Regions from separate parts of the Homo sapiens genome. Here region 1 is linked to region 2. The links are chromatin loops, found by intact Hi-C in ENCODE. Cell type or tissue: CD4-positive, alpha-beta T cell. All regions are shown on one strand. Links, peaks and the distances in the headings refer to the core of each region. The heading gives the core; the rest is flanking DNA. Region 1 has its middle 33 kb from the start of OSTC. Region 2 has its middle 27 kb from the start of SEC24B.

The links. Hi-C counts contacts between places; a loop is a spot of excess contacts. Peaks named below come from ENCODE experiments on the same cell type or tissue, not always from the same donor. Only the 100,000 strongest peaks of a DNase experiment are listed, where the experiment ranks them.
Region 1: it touches region 2 in a loop (6-fold over the local background); 47 of 110 quality-filtered maps call a loop at or near these places.

Annotation. Positions count from the first base shown.
Region 1 is chr4:108,681,274-108,685,675 of GRCh38, reverse strand. No RefSeq gene overlaps it. Among named protein-coding and RNA genes, the nearest start is that of OSTC, 33 kb to the right of the region's middle. In CD4-positive, alpha-beta T cell, for the core only: no CTCF peak of the experiment used is centred there; a DNase peak (open chromatin) is centred at 2,025.
Region 2 is chr4:109,404,306-109,408,707 of GRCh38, reverse strand. No RefSeq gene overlaps it. Among named protein-coding and RNA genes, the nearest start is that of SEC24B, 27 kb to the left of the region's middle. In CD4-positive, alpha-beta T cell, for the core only: a CTCF peak has its summit at 2,172; a DNase peak (open chromatin) is centred at 2,177; H3K27me3 peaks cover 250 bases.

The sequences.
Region 1 (4,402 bases), core at 324-4,323, 720 kb after region 2:
ATTATTCCTTTGAGGCCAAATAAGGACACGTTCCTAGAAGACCCCGTTGTGGTTAGGAGCAGAGGCTATGGATCTCTACTGCAGGCTTGCCACCTAGGACCTGTGCAATCTTTGGCAAGTGACTTAATCTCTCTGAACCTCAGTTTTCTCATCTATGAAATGGCCTTAGTTGTACTATCTCATAGCATTTTATGAGGATGCAGTGAGTTAATATGAAAAGTGCTTGGAACAATATCTGGCATACAGTATTCTCTTAATAAATGTTATGCTCTTAATAAATGTTAGCTATTTTTATTACCCATATTTCCTTGAACAACAAAGCTTTTCACAATCAAAGAATAGCTTCTCAAGGAGAAGAATTAGGGGTTAAAAGGGTTAAAAGTTCTGAAGAATGAATCAGCATTTTTCTCTCCCTTGTCTTTCCCTGTCTGTTTAGCAACACTGATTAACAGCTCAGAGGAAGAGGTCCAGAATGAACTTGAATGACAAGGAAAACAACTAATCTTCCCTAGGCAATATCCTTATTAAAGTTTCACTTTAGTAACAACCAGGTTTTCACTGAGACAGGTTGGTTGGGGTGGGGTGGGTAGAAAAGGAAAAAGTAGGCCAGGCACGGTGGCTCACGCCTGTAATCCCAGGACTTTGGGAGGCTGAGGCAGGCGGATCACCTGAGGTCAGTAGTGCGAGACCAGCCTGGCCAACATGGTGAAACCATGTCTCTACTAAAAATACAAAAATTAGCCAGGTGTGGTGGCAGGCGCCTGTAGTCCCAGCTACTCGGGAGGCTGAGGCAGAGAATTGCTTGAACCAGGGAGGCAGAGGTTGCAGTGAGCCGAGATCGCGCCACTGCACTCAGCCTAGGCAATGAATGAGACTCCATCTCAAAAAAAAAAAAAAAAAAAAAAGGGAAGAGAAAAGAAAAAATAGATCTGCCTCGACATGCGAGACCTGAAAGACCCAGAGATACAGATTCCTTTTCTGGGCCACTTGTCTGCACTTCTGAAAATGCTGACCAGGTGTGGCACACAGGCTATGGGACACCAAACCACATGGTCCAGACAGATGATGAGCGTGCTGTGATTACCTGCACAGTTGACTCATCCTCCGGGTACCTCCATGAAAAAGCATGTACACCAAGGGGGAATATGCCTTTTCCAAAGGGACACATGTCCAGGTTTACTAAATGGAAAAGCTAGTAATTTGTCCTGGCTTCTCTCTGAGAGGTTATCTAAGTGTTTGATGAATCTTATTTGATTGTTCGAGCAGTTTTAAGTGGTATTGCCAGCTTAAGTTCAGCCCCTGTCTTGGGACATCTATAACTTAGAAATGTTAAATACACCTAACTACTACTCTACAATTGAGTGTGGCCTTTTATAAAATAATAACCAATACTGGACAACTATAAGAGAGTTTTGAGAGAGGCAAAGAGAAAAAAAATTTCAGAAACATCTGGATTTTTCTACTCCCTGTTTTGAAGCATCACTTAATTGGTACCTAGGGTAAAAAGATGTTACCTATTTATAGATAAAATATATTAATAATTAAAAATTTATGTATAATTTGAAAATGTTATCAAACTTCTCATGACTTCTGTACCCTATTTATGATCACAATTGCTTTTAAAAATACATTTTCCAGCTACTGATCTCCTGGGAAGTATTTGGAGACCACAGAAAATGAGACATATCAGCTTCTTCACAAAAGAGTCCTGGACTGCTAAGGTCACTTAACCCCAGGCCTCAAATCATGGCAGCTAGCACTGGGAAACATCTCAGAAATCACCTAATCCAGTCTTCTACAGGGAGAAGTTTCTTCTTAATAAAATGGTAAGTGGTCCTTTGAAAACTTTACCACACGTAAAAATAATTTGAGATAGGCCTAAGAACATTATTACGTAAATCTAAAGCAGCAGCAGGATTATGCTTAGGCCAATGCCTGGCACATTATGGTAGGCGCTCAATAAAGGCTTCCTACGACTAATAAATGATGACTGAGCCAGCAAGTAAACTTACGTACTATTCAGGTATCAAAAGCCCCATCTGCTGGTCAAAAAGAATTAATCTGTAGCCCTGCAGATAGTGATAAGAAAACTCATGTTTCAGAAAATTATAAAATATTAAAAGGAATATCAAATAGGAAAGGGGTATTAGGGATCATCTGCTGAACCCACTTACTTTACAAATGAAGACACTTTTTACAACACTGATAAGTTCCCAACCAGAAGCGGAAAAAGTCAAATACTGTAGTTTATCAAAATCATAGTTCACACAGAGTAACTCTGAAAAACATTGACTGTCATACAATGAGTATGAAATTTTGTGAGGTGAAAATAATCTACATATTGAAGATGCTTTCTGGTTTAAAATTGCTTCCTGCTCTTCTCAGGAAAAAAGGTGATTATGAGAGTTTGGACTTGTAGTTAAACTAATGTCCAAATGGAGTTTCCACCATTGCTAGCTATTTCTTGGTTGAAGTATCTCTGTCTTAATATCCTTCATCCTTAATGTGTGAGTCATAATATTCTACCATGAGGATACAAGATCACCTATTTAATGTATAATGGTGGGCACATAGTAGGAATCCCAAAATTGGAGAAAAAGAAAGGGTGGCTGTGGGTGTTGCTACTATTAATACTGTGGACTAAAAATAACTTTCCTACATGCCTCACACCGGGATTGTCAGGAGAATTGAGATAATGTATGTAAAAGTTCTTTGTAAACTGAAAAAGCGCAATACAACTAGAAGTTATTGTGCTTAGACAGAGATAGTGATGTACCAAAGATACAATTTTAATCATCAATTTAACAACAAAATCTTTAAAAAAAAAAAAAAAAAAAAAAAGAATAAGGCTGTGCACGGTGGCTCACGCTGGTAATCCCAGCAGTTTGGGAGGCCGAGGTGGGCAGATCACCTGAGGTCAGGAGTTCGAGACCAGCCTGGGCCAACATGGCAAAACCCTATTTCTACTAAAAATACAAAAATTAGCCGGGCCTTGTGGTGTGTGCCTGTAATCTCAGCTACTTGGGAGGCTGAGGTAGGAGAATCACTTGAACCCGGGAGGCGGAGGTTGCAGTAAGCCGAGATCACACCACTGCACTCCAGCCTGGGTAACAGAGCGAGACTCCATCTCAAAAAAAAAAAAAAAAAAAAAAATAATAATAATAAATAAGTAGCATTTCTTGGATAAGCTGTTTTAAAAACACAAGCTTTCATTTGCTGCCTGGAAAGATTGTTCTGGGCTCTGTTTCCTCTAAATTCAGCTTAGAAACAGAACAAACCTTAGTTCATCTGTCTCTTCTTATATTTCACAATATACAGTACAAGACAGTTGACTTGGCACTTTCTACTTCCTCCCTAGCTGGATCAATGAGTTCATTAGGTGCCCTTTCTATGCCCTCCCACCACCCCTGCCTCACATGGTTAGAGCATTAGCAAATTTCGCCTTTACCTAACAAAGGTCCCTTCTCTTCAGCCTCTAAGGTCATTGACCTCACTGTCTTGAAGCATCAACAGCTCCACTTTCTTTTTTTTTTTTTTTGAGACGGAGTCTCGCTCTGTCGCCCAGGCTGGAGTGCAGTGGCGCGATCTCGGCTCACTGCAAGCTCCGCCTCCCAGGTTCACGCCATTCTCCTGCCTCAGCCTCCCAAGTAGCCGGGACTACAGGCGTCCGCCACCGTGCCCAGCTAATTTTTTGTATTTTTAGTAGAGACGGGGTTTCACCGTGTTAGCCAGGATGGTCTCGATCTCCTGACCTCTATCCGCCTGCCTCGGCCTCCCAAAGAGCTGGGATTACAGGCGTGAGCCACCGTGCCCGGCCAACAGCTCCACTTTCATTGTCTTCTCCAGGCCTTTCTGGCTTTTATTTTTCATCTCTTCAAGACCCTGGAAGTTTCAATCCACTGTTTGGTCCTAAAGCCACACATTCATCCCAGTTCTTGATTGCTCATTAAAAGCAAGCCGAACATTTAGTGGCTGAAAACAGTTTATTCCTATTTCCCAAGGTCCTGCAGGCTGACTGGACTCAGCTGAGTAGTTCTCCCTTGGGGTATCTCACACAGTTGTAGTCAGATGGCAGCTGGGCTAATGTCCATGAAGGCTCCTTTGCAGGACTGGCAGTTGATTGTAGCAGCCAGCTCCGAGCTCAGCTGATGTTGACAGGATTGGCGACATGTGGTTTTTCCATGTGTTTTGGGGTGCTCATGATCCTGCAGCTGGGTTCCAAGAGGGTGCATCCCAAGAACCAGCATTCTCAGACGCAGGAAGCAGAAGCTGCCAAGCTGTTTAAAAACTATGCCCAGCACTGGCAGTCACTTTTGCCATCTTTAACCAGGAAAAGCGATGACAAGGCTGGCCACATTCCACGAACAAGAGAAATCATCTTCTCTTAATAAGGAGCAGCAAG
Region 2 (4,402 bases), core at 116-4,115:
TTTTTTCATTCTTATTTATGTACCTGAACTGAGTGGTTAAGTGCTGTGGGCTAGATGGCCTAGATTTTAATCCCAGATTTGGTCATTTACATGATCTTATTTATTAGCCTTTTTAAGTCTTGGGTTATTCATTGTTAAATTGATAATAATTATAACTACCTCATACTTTCTTTGGTGAAGATTAAATGAAATAATGAATATAGTACACTTACCCCAATTCTATTTTAATTTTTAATTTTTTTTTTTGAGATAGAGTCTCGCTCTGTACCCCAGGCTGGAGCGCAGTGGTGCGATCTCGGCTCACTGCAACCTTTGCCTCCTGGGTTCAAGCGATTCTCCTGCCTCAGCCTCCTGAGTAGCTGGGACTACAGGCGCACGCCACCACACCTGGCTAATTTTTGTATTTTCAGTAGAGACAGGGTTTCACCATGTTGGCCAGGATGGTCTTGATCTTCTGACCTTGTGATTCACCCACCGTGGACTCCCAAAGTGCTGGGATTACAGACGTGAGCCACTGCGCCCAGACTAATTAATTAATTTTTTTAAGAGGCAGGGTCTAGCTCTGTCAGCCAGGCTGGAGTGCAGTGGTGCATTCATAGCCCAGTGTAGCATCAAAATCTTGGGTTGAAGCGATTTTCCTGCCTCAGCCTCCCAAGTGTCTAAGACTACAGGTATGTGCCACCTCTTATGGCTAATTTTTATTTGATATTTTTTGTAGAAATGGGGTCTTGTTCTATTGCCCAGGCTAGTCTCAAACTCCTGGGCTCAAGCAATCCTCCGGCCTGGGCCTCCCAAAGTGCTGAGATGACAGGTATCACCCATCACAACCAGCCTTAACCCAGTTCTGAACACACAGTAAATGGTTGAAAGTTATAAGTTATTGAGTTTGTTCTATTGTTATGTTTTAGTGTCCTTTCTAGACTCTAAGTTTATTGAGTGTTAAATCTGTCTCGATGGCAGGGGTCAGCAAACTTTTTCTGTAAAAGACAAGATAGTCAGTATTTTAGGTTTTGCTGGCAAAATATCTCTGTCATATATTCTTTACTCTGTCTGTCCCCTTTCTAAACAATCTTTTAAAATGTAAATTCATCCCCAGCTCACAGGCTGTAGAAAAACAGGCCACATACTAGCTGTGGTTTGCCAACCCCTGCTCTATAGTCCATAGTGCCTGGATCAGTGCTTTTCATGTAGACGTTAACTGAGAAATGTTGTCTGGTTAATTCAACAAGTGATTGCATGATTGAACTCTGTAGAAGTGACTGTGTTTTTTATCTTTTGCAAATGACTCCCTTTGCTCCTTTTCGCCTTGCACCATTCTAAGTCCTGAATATTTCCAGTGAGTCTGATTCTATGAACAAACTGGCTGAAGCCCCTAAAGCATGGGGCTGTGGGTGAGTTGTCCCTTCTACACAATGCTTCCTCTCTGGGTTGTCAGTTTGTTTCTGTTCCAATCTAGCCAGGGAGTTGTATGCTGAGTCAGGGAGCATAAATTATTCTGGGACAAAAAGTGGTGTGACTATTAGAACAATGTTAAATACTGTATTATTGCATTTAGATGGCAGCTCTTTATGTTTCTCCATGAATGTGTAAAATCCTTGCTCACACCCTGATTTTAATTGATGTCTGACAAATCCAGACTTACTGTGGCAAAAAAAATGACAATGTTAATATTAGCATAATTTTTCTCTTTGCTAACTGGATTTACATATCAACTCCTGGGATAGCATACATTATTTTTTTCTTTGTGCCTTGATTTAATCACAACAGCAACAATTACCTCTATTAGGCCTCTTTCTATAGATATATAGGAATATGGATGAGGATGAATGGCTTACTCTGAGAATTATTATTACTAAAATCTAAGCATTGGCTTTGCTTCCCTTACAAAGTATACATTAGGAAATAATTAGTATTACATAGTAAATTTGAAGCACAGACTTATATGTATCTTCACACTTATTTTAAAATACTTCTCTTTTATCTTTTCACAATGACTGTGAGGCTGATTATTGTTCTTATATTAGGTGAAATCTGTAACTTCACATGTTGGCTCACCAGAGCAATATTAAGAGAGATAATCATCAGCAATATCCACACAAATTGCATTCCTTAAAGCAAACCAATTGCTTTGAAGGTAAGCGAAATGATTCTTCACGGAGAAGTACCAAAATGTCCACTATGTGGTGCTGCTGTACCTGAATTACACAAGGAGGGTAAAACAGTACACTGTACCCTGAATTACACAAAAGAAGGTAAAGAAGTACACTGTACCCTTAATTACACAAAAGAGGGTAAAGAAGCACAAAGTAATAATAATTTCACCCACAAATTCATTATCATCATTGTTCAAGCAATTGTTATTGGGAAGACAAAGAAGAAAATATGTGATACTGAAATTATTACTATATGATGTAAAAGAAGCTATTTTTTTTCAACTTTGTTTCATATATGGAGAGAAAATTATCTTAGGAGAGAAGCTAATAAGTCAATGTGGGTGTTAATTTTTTGGAAAAACAATCAGAAAGAATACATAAACGGAAATTTTAGGGCATGCAAAAATTATAAATAAAGTCTGTGTGCATCTATATATACATACACACACACACATACACATAGAGAGAGAGACTTTAGCCAATGCTATATTTTAACAATGTTGAAAAACTTTTGGCTAAAATAACAATTATTAATCTGGGAATTTCATAAAAATTTTTTAGCAATCAGAATTTTACCAAATATTTTTCAGAATTTTTTCTGTAGCAATCAGAATTCTGTAGCAAGCCAAGTCATAAAAGAAAAAGAAAACCTTAATTTTGATTTCGACTCAAAATTCAAGCCCTATTTATTTTACTTTCAGGCCTATGGAGTAGCAATAGTTGCCAAAATACTAAACATAAGCTGTAAATTTTATGGACCATGCTTTCATTTACTTTTTAGGATTGAGATGTTGGAAGCTTTAGAATGTTGATTATGATGATACCCAAGACTCAAGTTTAAGAAGGAAAGGAAGCAATAAGATCATGCCTGCTATTAGTATAGTCGTCACAGTTATTGTGTAAAGGTAATGTGAAACAATGCAGAATATTTATGTTTTAACAGTTTCCATTTTATGCGACCTGTGGGGAATGAGAGTTATCCAAACTATATAGGCTGTGCCCCTCTTCCCTCCGAAGCAGCGAAGCCCGCGATGAGAACATTACTGCTGCTCTGGTACTTCCCTCTTATGGAACAAATTTGCAAAGTCTGTGGCAGTGATTCATAGTTCAGGAAAGACACACCTTTCAGAAGCAAAGATGAAGAAAGAAGGATGTTATATGTTTAGTCTTTGCTATTTTTACTCTCTGGTTTTCAGTTAAATTGTGACTTACAATTATTTGGTTATGGTGACCCATTAATTCACCAAACAGAAGCCCTATTTGAGTCAAAGAATCCTGTTTCCAAGCTTAAAAGAAAATGAATCTGTATGTTCTTATACTTTCCCTGTAATATGTTCTGTCATTTTACTAATGCTGAAAGTCTATCCAATAGACCTGGACTCATCACAAATAAAAATTTAGAGTTTCACAGAAATGGGTAAAGAGCAATTAGTATTTTCATTAAGAACTAACAAATATAAAGATCAAATTAGGGTTTTTTTTTCTTGGCCCTTGTTTATAATATGCACTAAAAATTACTATTGTACTTAGGAAGTATTTTTAATATTGAAGTTGACCTAAATTGTACTGAAATACTTGAACCTTCTGGTTGGGTCATATGGTATGGACTGTGTGCCACATAAAAATGCCTTTTATGTATTAATTGTGCCTATATTTCTTTAGCATCTGCCTCTCTCATTGGACTATAGACACCACAAAGACTGTTTTATGTCAACAGTGTCTATATAAATAGGTGCTTAAAATTTTTTGTAGAATCAACTGGCAAATGAATAAATGATGATAAACATTGCTGAATTAAATAAATGAAATATAAGCCAGGGCTAAATTCAACCTTAGTAAACAAATTTGTGAACTGTGAGCCATCCAGACTATTCCTAAGACTGAGTGTAGAAGTCCACTGGTAGGAGACTTCTACCAGTTTACATTTAAGATCTTAAGGAACTTACCATCTTGGTTGTTTCCTAAACTTTCTAGATCCTTAACTTCTACTGCAGAATACAGTTTTTAGCTTTCTTGCTTTCTTTTCTTTCTTTCTTTCTTTCTCTTTCTTTCTTTCTTTCTTTCTTTCTTTCTTTCTTTCTTTCTTTCTTTCTTTCCTTCTTTCTTCTTTCTTTCTTTCCTTCCTTCCTTCCTTCTTTCCTTCCTTCCTTCTTTCCCTCCTTCCTTCTCTCTCTTTCTTCCTTCTCTTTCTTTCTTTCTTTCTTTCTTTCTTTCTTTCTTTCTTTCTTTCTTTCTTTCTTTCTTTCCTC